Regions from separate parts of the Homo sapiens genome. Here regions 1 and 2 are each linked to region 3. Evidence: chromatin contacts called from ENCODE Hi-C or POLR2A ChIA-PET data. All regions are on one chromosome and are shown on one strand. Each heading gives the region's core, a stretch centred on a gene start or an enhancer-like site at or near the end of the contact. The rest is flanking DNA. Distances are from core to core; before and after follow the strand shown.

The links. Hi-C counts contacts between places; a loop is a spot of excess contacts on that map. ChIA-PET counts read pairs that join two places held with the same protein, here RNA polymerase II (POLR2A). Pooled maps may share reads with other maps.
Region 1: a loop to region 3 is called in a pooled map, with 14 times the contacts of the local background. The contact joins the promoter of PIK3IP1 here to the promoter of MYH9 in region 3. A Hi-C loop is called at or near these places in 5 of 50 pooled maps. POLR2A ChIA-PET finds 5 or more read pairs at or near these places in 3 of 52 experiments (GM12878, PC-9 and T-cell).
Region 2: a map of transverse colon shows a loop between it and region 3 (27-fold over the local background). The contact joins the enhancer-like site here to the promoter of MYH9 in region 3. A Hi-C loop is called at or near these places in 1 of 168 maps with a recorded cell type or tissue (transverse colon). POLR2A ChIA-PET finds 5 or more read pairs at or near these places in 1 of 52 experiments (PC-9).

Annotation. Positions count from the first base shown.
Region 1 is chr22:31,289,361-31,293,761 of GRCh38, forward strand. It overlaps PIK3IP1 (phosphoinositide-3-kinase interacting protein 1), which reads right to left and starts at 3,128. Exons shown (of 6, transcript NM_052880.5): 1 at 2,915-3,128; 2 at 1,820-1,936; 3 at 1,605-1,724; 4 at 139-339; 5 at 1-33. The coding sequence starts at 2,984. It overlaps LOC105372997 (a long non-coding RNA gene), which reads right to left. Exons shown (of 4, transcript XR_001755493.3): 3 at 4,370-4,401; 4 at 3,584-3,792. RefSeq lists enhancers at 1,121-1,320, 2,461-2,510 and silencers at 1,371-1,600, 1,781-1,900.
Region 2 is chr22:31,251,475-31,256,230 of GRCh38, forward strand. All of the region lies in intron 2 of LIMK2 (LIM domain kinase 2), which reads left to right. Among named protein-coding and RNA genes, the nearest start is that of PIK3IP1, 39 kb to the right of the region's middle. Within about 2 kb of position 2,682, at least 13 of the 41 ENCODE cell types and tissues checked have a DNase peak (open chromatin) inside an H3K27ac peak, as active enhancers do; they include transverse colon, where a contact is called at or near this core.
Region 3 is chr22:36,385,897-36,390,253 of GRCh38, forward strand. It overlaps MYH9 (myosin heavy chain 9), which reads right to left and starts at 2,071. Exons shown (of 41, transcript NM_002473.6): 1 at 1,911-2,071. MYH9-DT (MYH9 divergent transcript) reads left to right here and starts at 2,698. Exons shown (of 3, transcript NR_183573.1): 1 at 2,698-2,839. RefSeq lists enhancers at 1-657, 415-464, 2,088-2,382 and silencers at 1,095-1,324, 1,605-1,684, 1,715-2,294.

The DNA.
Region 1 (4,401 bases), core at 1,878-4,377, 5.1 Mb before region 3:
TGATCACCATCATGGTAATGCCCAGCACGTAGCCTGCCAAGGATAGGACACAAGGTCCCATTAGCCACACCCTAGACAATCAGCAAATGACATCTCTTGATGAATCCCAACGAGGGCAGGGGTGGGGGACCGTCATACCCAGAGTTCCCAGGTCCTTTTTCTCCTTGGAGTTCATCCGCACCCGCTGGCTGATCCCAATCACTGGCTGCACAGCTGCCGCCTCACTCCGAGCGGGCAGGGCGTTGGCAGGAGCGAACACCTGCACCTCATCTGCACCTGGCCCTTCAGACGCTTCCTGGATTTCTGTCGTGAAGGCTGGCAGGGCCTGGGAGGTGGTCTCTGGAGATGAGGTGGGAAACAGCTCTCATCAGGGACTGCCCTGAGTGAATTCCACAGCTGAACCTGGCCTGAGTGTTAGGGTAGATGAAGGTGGGTCACCTAAGAATTTCCCCCCACACACAACCCAAAGTCAAATTCTGCCCCAGAGGTAAGATCAGGCCTGAGAGGGCTGAACCATCTCAGGGACAAGGCAAATGAGAGAGGAAGGCCGTAGGGAAGGGCTTCTCTCCTACCTCCCACGTCTTTATCTGTCCAAATCCTTGCTATTTCCCAAGGCCCCTCTCGGTTGCGTTCTTCTGCAGGGGATTCCCCCCACTTCTACTTCAGGAAACAACCCATGCTTCCTTTGAGCAGCTCACATCTAAGCGTACGCTCTGTGCCAGTCCTTAGGTAAAATGTTTTACTTTGTGCCGGGAGCGGTGGCTCACGCCTGTAATCCCAGCACTTTGGGAGGCCAGACGGTCGGATCACCTGAGGTCAGGAGTTAGAGAGCAGCCCGGCCAACATGGTGAAACCCCGTCTCTACTAAAAATACAAAAATTAGCTGGGCGTGGTGGTGCACGCCTGTTATCCCAGCTACTCAAGCGGCTGAGGCAGGAGAATCACTGTAACGCGGAAGGCGGAAGTTGCAGTGAGCCGAAATTGCGCCACTGCACTCCAGCCTGGGTGACAGAACGAGACTCCGTCTCAAAAAATAAAAAATAAAAAATAAATGCTTTATTTTGATTATCCCATTTAAACCTAGAAAACTCTCTTGCTGCTTTGGGAGCAAAAAGCCTGCGCTCTGGAATCTAAGAAACGTGAATTCAAATCTGTCCCCTGCCATTGCCTTTGGTAAATCGCTTAACTTCTCTGAAGCTCAGATGCCTCAAACGACTTCTTCCCGCGGTGTGTGTCAGGGGAGGTTGGGGAGCTGGGGTTGTGAGCAGTGTGGGTCTAGCACACTGCAGACGCTCCGCAAACGGTCAATAAACGCTGAGGGGCCAAAAGCCACTCCTCAGGACGCGCGGCGGAGAGACCTAGCCTCACCCCAGCCTCGCCCCGCGCAGTTGTTTACAAGCGCTCGCGGCGGATGAGCTCATACGAGTGGCGGCGGCGGCCAATAGGCTTTGAGCCCCGCGGCCTGGAGACAGCCCTGGCCAATCGGACGGCGCGGAGGCGGAGCGGGGCCGGCCGGCATCGCGCGGCCGCACGTGCGCCACGAGTGTCTCAGCCGCTTCCTGTCAGCGCCAGGAGCGGGGATTCCCGGGGTCCCGGGCAGGTACCTGGACAGCGCAGGTCCTCGCAAGGCCGTTTCTCAGGGACGCCGGCCTCGCCACTGACGTAGCACCAGGGCCCGCGCGGGTCCTCGTCCGGGTTTCGGCAGTAACTGTGATTGCCGGCCCCTAAGAGAGGAGAGAAGGAAATGTGTGCCGGGGCTGGCACCGGGAACGCGGCCGCCGCCCGCCAGCCCCGGGGCCGTCCCCCGGAGGACACTTACCCGACACGGGGGCCGAGGCCAGCCCGCTCTGCGCGTCCAGCCAGTTGAGGCAGCGGAGGCCCGGCGCGGGGGAGGTCTGGTCCTCCCGGTACAGGTGGCCGTTGTCCCAGAAACAGCCTGTGAGGAAAAGAAGCCCCCGGACACAGAATAGCGGGCAGCGAACGGAAGACGCCCAGCGTGGCGGACAGGGGAGCCGGGACCACCCGGGCTGAACCTCAGCCTGGTTAGGGGACCCCGGGCCCTGCTGGGCCTCCCTCTCCTCTCGTGGCAACACCCCCACGCCCCACGCACCCCCCCCCCCCAACTCCACGCACACCTCAGGGTGTGAAGCCCCCAGCCTGTGCCTGTCCCCCAGTCAACGCTCAGAGACTGTTAGGTTTTATTTATTTTTGAAACCTGGAAAGCGCTGCAGAAGTGCAAAGCGTTGTTACTCTTGAACTTGTGACCACTTTGGAGGAGGAGATGGAGAGGAGGAGGCCTGGCTTAGGGTCCCTTTGAGGAGCTGGGAGTTTTGGGACGGGGGGCGCCCAGACGTGACATTTGTCCCTGTGTTGTAATGGCCACGTTACATAAACTCCGGTGTTTCCTCCTTCACGGATACGGCCACCTTCTGCCCGTTTAAAAGGCAAATACTCCCTCCCAGGAGAATTCTCCAGGAGCCTTGACTCCGTCAGGCAAAAGATTCAAGACAGCCTCAAACGGAGGAAACCGGCCTCATCGCTGACTGGATGAGACTCCAAGCTCCCACTCCCCTCTGCAGGAGAACCACAGAAGGAGGCTGGGGAAGGAGGACCACACCATGCAAAGGGCTTAGAAAGAACAGGACTTGGGGAGTAGGGGAGATGAACCCCCAAGCTCCATCCACTCATGAGCAAGGAAAGGCAGAGAGAAAGTGGCTTCTTGCCTTTGTTCTTAATGGCAAAGATGGAGCTGCAAGCCCCTGACAAGGAAAGGAGGGGTGGAAAAGCTTTCACGGGACAACAGAAACCGGCTAAACGCTTCGTTTCCTGTCATCCTGGCCCTGTTTGGGAAATAGGGGGCTTTACCCCTTCTGTTTCATGAAGTTGCTGCGGAAAGGAAAGATTGTAATCTCACCTCCAGATCCATAGGCTTCTGCTAGGAGCATGTTGCTGACGAGGAATGCTTGTACCCAGGCCAACAGCATCCTTGCCTCCTTCGTCTTGCAGGTGATTGAACGACCAGTGTTTAACCGAGGCCCCCTTGGCGGCGGCTCTGCCTCCCAGTCCCAGCCTTGCAGTCAGACCTGCCCTTGTTATGCTGTTCTGGTAAACAGCCTCTCTTTAGAACTGGGAGCTTCCCAGCTAGCTTGCTGCAGCGCGAGCTGTTTTTCAGCTGAAAGGCGCCCCCTGGGTCCTAAGCCTCCTAGGTCATGCAAAATCTAACTGAGCCAAGAAAGGAACTCAGCCAAGAGATATGCAGGTTGTGCTTAGCAGCCGATCAGTTTGAGACCTGCGAGGCCGCATCCCCAGGGTTTTTCATCTCTTCTGTTTCCATTTGTGTGAGTACAGAAAAAATAATTCTATCAAGGGGCATCATGGGATGTGGGAAATTATAAGCACTAAAACACAGAACAACTTAGGGAGCTATGCACCCAGGAGGAATTCATGACCACATAGGGGGGAAAAAATAAGAGTTTCTGGTGGGGAGTGGAGTAATAGTTTTTTTTTTTTTCTTTTCTTTTCTTTTTGAGACAGAGTTTCACACTGTCGCCCGGGCTGGAGTGCAATGGCACAATCTCGGCTCACTGCAACCACCTGCCGGGTTCTCGCAATTCTGCCTCAGTCTCCGGAGTAGCTGGATTTTTTTTTTCCCTCACTCTATAGGAAATCCATTTGCTGTAATTTATATCCATCATTAAATCTCACCATATCCATTTGACTTAGGCCTTTTGGAGTTAGGCAGAAGGGCCCTTCTTCCTGTTTGGCTGACAGCTCCCAGGCAGCCTCAGTAAACTGAGAGAGAGAGCAGAGTGATTCGTCAAGACTACCTTGTGACAGGGGCACACCACCACAACCCAGCTAATTTTTTGTATTTTTAATAGAGACGGGGGTTTCACTGTGTTGGCCAGACTGGTCTTGAACTCCTGACCTCGTAATCCACCTGCCTCGGCCTCCCAAAGTGTTGGAATTACAGGTGTGAGCCACCGCGTTCGGCCGAGTAACACTTTATACCCATCCTTGAAAAAGAAAAAGGGCCTTTATGAACACTGACACTTAAAAAAAAAAAAAAAAAAAAAAAAAAAAAAAAACAGTGTAACTTGGCCAGGGTCAAATCTGTCACATTGCTTTTTCTTACATTTGAGGTTTTTTGGGGTGTTGTATATAGTAGGACTATAGAAGGAGTATCTTTAGTTGAAAACACATGTTATGCAAACATGGAAAAATTTGCTCAGCTACATTGTAATAGTCTACCCTTTCTGCCAGCCCTAAATTGTATAGAGGAATTTAAGTAAAATGTTTGCTTTTTTTTTTTTCCCTCACCCTATAGGAAATCCATTTGCTGTAATTTATATCCATCATTAAATCTCACCATATCCATTTGACTGAGGCCTTTTGGAGTAG
Region 2 (4,756 bases), core at 1,432-3,931, 5.1 Mb before region 3:
TCCTCAGAGGCACACAAGCTCTTTTCCATTATTTGCCAAATAATGGAGGCCCTGTCTTTAACTGCAGTACAACTACACAAAATACTTGAAACTACAGTCTTCCTGGTTTTTGGTTGGAACTGAATCAGTGCACTCTAGCAACACTTATTTCTTGCTGTTCGTAGGCTTCATTATGTGTTTGGTTAATTTTTTAAAACAACAATAACATATTCCATAATAATTACAGCTTAATTGGCAGACTGTTTCAGTCTATAGGATCTGCAGGAAGGAGGAGTAATAAAGGGATTTTTGACTGAGCTCTTATGGAACAGAGTCTCTCTAGGCCCCTGTCATATCTGCCCTTCTGGGCCCTGGGGAAAAGTTGGCATCCCCAGTTGTGGTGCTCTCCAGGTGCCCTCAGGCTGTGGTGGAGGGAGCTTCCCATTCTCTCCTTCAGCCCACTCAATTCAGAGGCTAGGGGCTGAAAGAAGCTTCTCTACAACTGGCTGTTCACTGGGAGGTTAAGGGATGACCATCCAGCCAGGCCTTCCTCAGGACATGGGAGGGCTTATGCTTTAACATGTGTAAATCCACTGCAATAATGACTGGTTCTTTTACCCCATAAGGTTGAGAATTTACCTGTAAACATTTTTGTCTGAAGAATTTGGATGTAAGTGAGGGCTGGGCCTCTATCTTATCTCACTTGGCTTCTCTCAGCACAGCACCTTGCCTGCTTGTTCTTACACATCCTAGATGCACAGTAACTATTTCCTAATTATTAGAAATCTATTAGAATCAATTGATTTCAGCTGGGCTTGGTGGCTCCTTCCTGTAATCCCAGCACTTTGGGAGGCCAAGGCTGGAGGATCACCTGAGTCCAGGAGTTTAAGACCAGCCTGGGCAACATAGGGAGACCCTGTCTCTACAAAAAATAAAAAATTAGCCAGGCATGGTGGTGTGCACCTGTAGTCCCAGCTACTCAGGAGGCTGAGGCAGGAGGATCTCTTGAGCCTGGGAGGTCAGACTACAGTGAGCAATGATTGTGCCACTGCACTCCAGCCTGGGTGACAGAGTAAGACTCTGTCTCTTAAAAAAAAAAAAAAAAAGTTGATTTCTATTTGGATAGATAAATAAAGGTCATTTTAGGACCTTTCTTTTTCACTTACAGAAATCTGTTTCATTCTGGGCTGAGAAGCAGGTCCATATTGCTAGGCATAGGAGAAAAAGGGGTCTGTCTGCATTTGCCCTTGGTGGTCTCAAATTGGGGAGGGAAAGAAATGAACACTTACTGGCTACCTTCTGTGAGCCAGGCATCATGCAAGACATCTGTACATAATTTAATTCTCATAACCCCATAAGATATTATTAGCAATGTACAAGTGAGGAAACTGAGGCTCAGAGTCATGAAGTAACTGGCCTTGGGTGACACAGATGGTAAATGGCAGAGAAGGAATATGGATCCAGGTCTTGAAAGAGAAAATCTCAACTGATTATCTTTTTTAAAAAACTCATATGTTCTCTGCTGACTCAAAAGGTCTCTGTGTGGATCTGGGTTGACCCACTGAACTGACCATCAGGGTTCCATGCACTTTGTATCTGCCCAAGCCCTCAGAACCCCTCAGTAATGTTTTGGAAGATGAGTTTTGGAGGTTGTCCTTAGGCATAGCCTCAGCGTATGTAGGCCTCTAGGTGATCTCCCCTAACCTGAGGATTTCAGCTCAATTCACTCTGGCTCCTCAGGACAGTGGGATGACTGGTTCAGACCTCAGCTTTACCACCTCCCAGCTGGGTACTCTTCTACCTACAGCCAGGGCAGATTTTGACTTTCACTTGAAACTTCCAAAAATTGAAAGGTAGAAAAACAGCCTTGGCTTTGGGAAGAACGTATGATGTCCATGGCCTCTAAGCATCTGAGGTGGGACATGTTCGAGTAGCACCTTACAGTTCCAAAGTGTGTTCTGGGTTCTTTGTTTAAAAGAACAGAGACTGCTGGGGAATTGAACACTGTGAAGTATATGAAGGAGGAGAATTGTGCTATTTAACATTCAGTACTTGGGCTAAAGGAGAAGCATCACGAAGTGTTAACACTCAAAGGGTCTTGAGCTGTCAGGGCTCCAGCTTCCTTATTTTCACAGGTGAGAATCCTGAGGCTCAGCTGTTGAGATGTGCTGTCTCACTCCGGTGACATAGTACAGTGGATGTGGCTTTGCAGCCAAGCACACATAGCTTCACATTCCAGCTCCATCAATTATGTATTGGGCAGCTTTGCAGAATGATTTGACTTTAACTCTGCTTTTCAGTCTTCTGTAAAACAGGGATAATCCTGCTACCGTAGGGTTGTCAGGATTAGAGATAATATAAATAAGGTACCTCATATAGGACCTGGATTATGGCTGGCATTCAATAAATAGTAGCTGTTAATTGATAGCTAAGCTAGAACTCTGAAGTCTACCATGGCAACTTCTTAAGTGGTCTGAGAACCCAGTTGTGTTCTGTGGCAAAACACAGCTTAGGGATCCATACCCAGCCCTCCTGTCAGCTGTTCACCTTCCAGTTCTTCAGAGACATGTGTGGCAGTGACTTTGGCCACATAGCTGGCTGTGCCCTTTAAAGGCATTCCTTGACACAGATATGTGGACTGGTGACGTTGCTCTCCAGCCAGGTGTTCTTCCCAGCAGGCTGGCCTGGCTGTCTCCTGCATGCCTGTACTTGTTTGTCTCCCTGCTCCCTCTCCTGGGCCTGGCCAGAGCTACTTGCAGCAAACAAAAGCAGGATATTGGCAATGGAAAGGAGGGTGTGTTCTGGTGCTCCCATGCCCTGCGGCGCACATACCATTGCAAGGGCGTAACAGAGCCCAGGCCTGCATTTGGGTGCAAATAAGTCTGCACACAGAAGAAAAGAAGGACCTGGTGACCAGGAGCCATGGAACCCTTGTGCTCCCCTACCTGGGCTACTGGTTCTTGCCACTCCTACCATTTTCAGTTTGGAAATATTTGTTAAGGCTTTGCTCTTCCAGGTCCTTTGCTTGGTGCTGAGTCTACCAAGAGTAAGTGGGATGCTGTTTTTGTCCTCAGGGAGCTAACAGTCTAGTGAAGAAGAAAGATGGTTGCCCAGGAACTTCTAAGTCAGAAGGCAGGAGGCAAGAAGGAAGCCCCTGCTCCTACTGCCAGCCCTCTGTTGGGCACCCCATAGTTCTTCAGAACCACATTTAATCCTCACTGCAGGCCAGGCATAGTGGCTCACACCTGTAATCGCAGCACTTCGGGAGGCCAAGGCGGGCAGATCACTTGAGGTCGGGAGTTCGAGACCAGCCTCACCAACATGGGGAAACCCCGTCTCTACTAAAAATAGAAAAATTAGCCGGGTGTGGTGGCATGCGCCAGTAATCCCAGCTACTCAGGAGGCTGAGGTGGGAAAATCACTTGAACTCGGGAAGCAGAGGTTGCAGTGAGCCGAGATTGTGCCACTGCACTCCAGCCTGGGCGATAAGAGCAAAATTCCATCTCAAAAAAAAAAAGAAAAAAGAAAAAATCCTCACTGCTACCTTGAAAGTAGGTGATGACATTGCCATTTCACAAATGAGAAGTGAAGGGGCTAGCCCAAGATCACTTAGGTGGTAAATGGTGGTGCTAAGATTAGAACCTCAGATCATCTAGGGAAAAACACAGATATGCACAGAGTTAAGGGGACCCAGGGTATTGTTTGTCCTCTTGTTTCACAGGTGGGGAAACAACCCAGAGAGGGAAAGGGGCTTGTCCAAGGCAATTTAGCACCCAAGAACTTGAACCCATATCTCTCTCCTCCTCATTTAGAGCTCATCCCACATGTATCTTATATTGAGAGGAGTGTGAGCCACATACCAAGAACAGTCTTCCCCTCTGCCTCCAACCTCACTGTGCAGTTTTGAGACACTTCACAGCCATACTCTTCATGCCATACCCAGCCCTTAAGACCCTGAAGTTCCCCTTCCATAAGACAAGTAGGAAAAGCTATAGGGTAAAAATAGCCATCAGTGTTTGTTGAGCACCCAGGAGGAATTGGGCACTCCAGAAAGATAAAGGGATTCTCAGGGACTTGCTTCTCTAGACTTCCCTAGCTCAGCTGCTTCAACTCATTCCTGCCCCTCTTCTCTACCTCCCGCAGTGCTCAGAAGTAGTAGAACTCACTGTGGCCTCTCACCTTGCATTGTTGAGTTTTATTTAGACTTTCTCTTCCTCAACTCTTCATAAGCTCATGAAAGGTGAAGTAGGGTGCCCTGTGTATTTATCTTTTATATCTGCAGTGCTTAGCAAGTTATAATAATGCACTTGCCTGGCAAAAGGCTTTCTCTCATACATTAGCTTATTTCCTCTTCACATTGGCTCTTTGTAGTAATAGGATGCTATTAGTTATTTTCAATGAGAGAAAGCTACTAAGAGAAGTTGTCCAGCTAGTGACAGTAAGTGGCTGATAAAGTGAGCTGCCATTACATTGTCATCATCTTTAATAGAAGTTAACACATACTGAGTTTCTACTATATTGGGTCTTTTTTTTTTTTTTTTTTTTTTTTTTTTTTTTTTTTTTGAGACGGAATCTTGCTCTGTTGTCCAGGCTGGAGTGCAGTGGTGCAATTTTGGGTCACCACAACCTCCGCTTCCCAGGTTCAAGCGATTCTCCTGCCTCAGCCTCCTGAGTAGCTGGGACTACCAGTGCACGCCACCACGCCCGGCTAATTTTTGTATTTTTAGTAGAGACAGGGTTTCACCATGTTGGCCAGGCTGGTCTTGAACTCCTGACC
Region 3 (4,357 bases), core at 821-3,320:
TTTGCCAAACCTGCAATGTGCTTCTCCCTTGTAGCAGCCTCCTCCTTGCCCAAGAGAAGTGGCCCCTCTCAGCCTTGAAATTCCTGAGTCCTTTGTCTATGGCATACTTGGGACACACATCACAGGCTGCCTTTGTATTTCACTGGTTCTGCCACTTTCCCCTTGAGGACTGTAAACTCCCCAAGGGCAGAGGCAGGGCCCCGGGGATTTCACAGGGCAGTCTGGCTCCCTTCTCCCAATCCCCATGACTCACAGTACCTTTCCGGGGTCCCTGTCATCTCTACCTCACGTTAGACTCATCTACAGATTTGTCTCAGTTCTCCCCTAAGTGCCCATGGGCACGGGCCAGGTCTTACTCAACCTCCCACCCCCCCACCACCTGGCAGAGTCCCTGGCACAGAGAGGGCAGTTAAATATTTGCTCAATTACACATCTGTGTCCCCTTCCCCCACACATAGCAGCCTTGTATATAAACTGACTATTATTAATTGAGTGATTGTCTCAAAAGGCCTCCCTCCTTACCAAAAAGGGACTCCTAAGCCATCAGGTGAGCCAAACACTGGCCCAGACAGTGTAGTTAGAATGGCCACAGTGCTGCGCTGCACGGAGAAGGAGCTAAGGCTCTCTTCCCTTTCCACGGTTACTCATCAGTCACTTTGAAATCCTGTTAAACCCAGAAAAGGGCGCAGTGAACCGAGAAGTGGCTGGGCCTCTCAACTGCCCGGTGGAGACAGCCGCCTGCCTCTACGACCTGGGACTTCCCAAGGAGTCTTCTCTCCACACCGGCTGGGTGGGGCCGTGCGCTCACCCTGCCCCCCACCACAGGACAGCCGGCAAGCTAGTGCTGGGGGTGCTGAGTCTCAGTTTGAAACAGCGGGGCTTCCCTGGAGAATGAGGGTGCCGCAGTCCTGTCTCCTGTGCGTGGCCCCAGAACAGGATGGGGTGAGGACCCCAGCACAGGGAAGCGGGTGCGTGGAGTGGAGAATAGAAAACTCCGATTTGGCTCAAACAGGAAAGATGCAATCGCCCAGGCCTGCTCGTAACGGCAGAGCTAGCTGCCCCCGCACCCCGCCCAGACGGGATGGCCCCTGGGTGCGGTGGAATCAGGTGCACGCCTGGGCGGCCCCGACGGCTGCTGCATTCCGGGCCTCCCTCCCCCGAGGATCAGAAGTCGGAGGTCGAGGGCTGGAGCAGGGACTGGGGGTGGCCCTTCCTGTCTCGCGCCCGGGTCCCCGCCGGGTCCCCCTTGTCCGGGCAGCCGCCGCACCTCCCCCGGGCCCTCCCCGACCAGTCCGACGGCAGCGGGCGAATGAGGAAGTCGGCCGCGGAGGCGGAAACCGGGCCGGGTGCAAGGTCTGCAGCGGGACGGTCCGACTCTGACTCAGGAGGACGCCCTGACAGCTGCCAAACGGTGCCCGCTGCCCGTTACCTCCGTGCCTCAGACGCCAGAAACTTCCACGGGAGCGGCTGCCCCGGGCTCCCAACCCGTGAGGCTGCGTCCCAGGGGCCGCGGCTCCCGGAAGGGGTTAAAAAGTTTGCCCGAGTCGGGCCTGGGCGAGGCGAGGGCGGGGCGCGTGCCCCAGCGGCTGGGGGAGGTCGGCTCCAGTGCCCAGTCCTGAGACCGCGCCGGGGGACACGGGGGGCGCCGGGGAGCGCCGGGTCCCGAGGCCGCCCCTGCACCCCTAGGCCTCGCTGCTGCCGGCGCCCTCCCCGAGCGCCCGCGTGGGGGTCCCGGTCCCCCTGGGAAGGATGCGGTGCCGGGCCCTGAGCCGCCGGCGTTCGCCCCCGCCCGCGCGGGTGGCGGGCCGCACTGAGCCCAAGAACCACCAGTCGGCCTGGCGGCAGCGCGTCTCGCCCCCGCCCGCCCGCCGCCGCCTGCCCGGGGCGGGACCGCGGTGGGGCTCGCTCACCTGAACCTGGATCTGCCCCGGGAACAGGCGCTGCTTCTCCCGAGAGGACTTTCTCGAGCGCTCGGGCGGCGGCCGGGTGGGGCGAGCGCACGAGGCGGGAGCTGCAGCAGGTCAGCCTTGCTTAGCCTTCCGTGCCCTGCCCAGGAACCGCGGTGATCTGCGCGCCTCACCGCACCCAGCTCGGCTCCTCGCCGCCTTCCCGCCCCGCCCTCGGAGCCGCGGGACCATTCCCAGCCGGGAGCCGGCTCCGGGGCGGAGCCTGGGGCACAATCCCGCCCCCTTCCTGCTACACCCACTGCAGGCCGCGCCTGGCCTTGATGGGCAGACGTATTGGCCTGTGGAAAGGGGGTGGGCGGAGCCTCTGCGGCCAGATGGGTGGGGATTCAACATCCTCTTTCCGCCCCACCTCCACCCGCTCCACCTTCCCCCGCGCTTCCTAGGCGGGAGCCCCGCCCTCTAGGGCGGGTCCAACGGACAGCCAGGTTCTAGGACAAGGATTGACACAGGGGGAATCCAATCAGGAGGCGGCGACTCGGGGCGCGGAGAGCTCCGGGCCGGGGTTTTGGTGCCTTGCCTGGGCCGGGGCGAGGCCCTGCGGGAGCCGACTGGGAAGGTCTGGAACTCTGACACCCCGCCCCGCGAGCTGTGCTCTCAGTCTCATGTCATCCCACCACAAGGACAGATATTAAGTACCATATATGGGAAAAATGCTATTTTACATAATTATGATCCCTGTGGGGGCGGGCATGGACTCAGCCCTGGATTCCATTGTGAGCGTCTTGAGTTCGATTCCTGACCCTGCCTCTTTAGGATCCGCACGTTGCTGCCTTTCAGCCTCCAAACCTTCGCTCTGGCCGTTCTCTCCACCTGGAATACCCTTCCGAGCCTCTCTTCACCTCCATGTCATTAACTCGCATACATCCTTTCAGGTACTTGTTACAAATTGCACTTTTTTTTTGTTACTGTCCACTACAAGAGGATAAAAAATGTTTTCATTTTTAAATGAAAAATCTTTTGATCCATTTGGAATTTATTTTTGGGGTAAGGAAGAAACCTAAGATAATTTTTGTAATAGCCACTTGTCCAAACACTGTTTTCTCCACTGATTTTAGTTGGCACCTTCATCGCCTATAGAACTATTATACTTGAAGCTGTTTCTGACTTGTATACATTGATCTCTCTGTGTGCACCTGTGCCAATCCCACCATGCTTTAATGAAGATACCTTTATAATACATTCTATATCTATGAGGGCAAATTTCTCATCATTACTCTTTCTTACTGGAATGTGCTTGCTATCATGACTATTCTTCCAAATTAACTTCAGAAAAAAGCTATGTTCTAAAGGCAAAAGAAAGCTGGGAAAAAAAGATTTTGCAACTCTGTGACAAATTACTATCAGCAATATATAAAGATCTCTTCCCAGTTGATAAGAAAAACCTCGGCCGGGCGCGTGGCTCATGCCTGTAATCCCAACATTTTGGGAGGCCGAGGCGGGCGGATCACCTGAGGTTGGGAGTTCAAGGGCAGCCTGACCAACGTGGAGAAACCCCGTCTCTACTAAAAATACAAAATAATTAGCCGGGCATGGTGGCCCATGCTTGTAATCCCAGTTACTCAGGAGGCTGAGGCAGGAGAATCGCTTGAACCCGGGAGGCGGAGGTTGCAGTGAGCAGAGATCGTACCACTGCACTCTAGCCTGGGCAACAAGAGCATAACTCCGCCTCAAAAAAAAAAAAAACAAAGAAAAAGAAAAAGAAAAACCTCAAAGACTCCAAAATAAAAATGGCCAAAAACAGGAACAGGTGATTTTAAAGAAGAATTATAAATGGCCAATAATTATTTTTAAAAAGCCATAAGAAATGCAAACAAAACAACATAAAATGCCATTTTCACCTAATTAAAAAAAAAATGCTCAATATTGGTCAGGTTTATAGATACAGATGAGAAAGTAAATTGATCAATTCTATCTGAGAATTCATCTTAAAAGACATTAGAAAAGTACACAGATATGAACTTTAAAGTTCTTTGCAGCCGGGCGCGGTGGCTCACGCCTGTAATCCCAGCACTTTGGGAGGCCGAGGCGGGCGGATCACGAGGTCAGGAGATCGAGACCATCCCGGCTAAAACGGTGAAACCCCGTCTCTACTAAAACTACAAAAAATAGCCGGGCGTAGTGGCGGGCGCCTGTAGTCCCAGCTACTTGGGAGGCTGAGGCAGGAGAATGGCGTGAACCCGAGAGGCGGAGCTTACAGTGAGCCGAGATCCCGCCACTGCACTCCAGCCTGGGCGACAGAGCGAGACTCCGTCTCAAAAAAAAAAAAAAAAAAAAAAAAAAAAAAGTTCTTTGCAACATTGTTTATAGTCACTAAATGTTAGAAATAAATGTACAATATATTACAAGATTGAATACATTGTGATATAGTCATATGTCGAAAAGTACAAAAA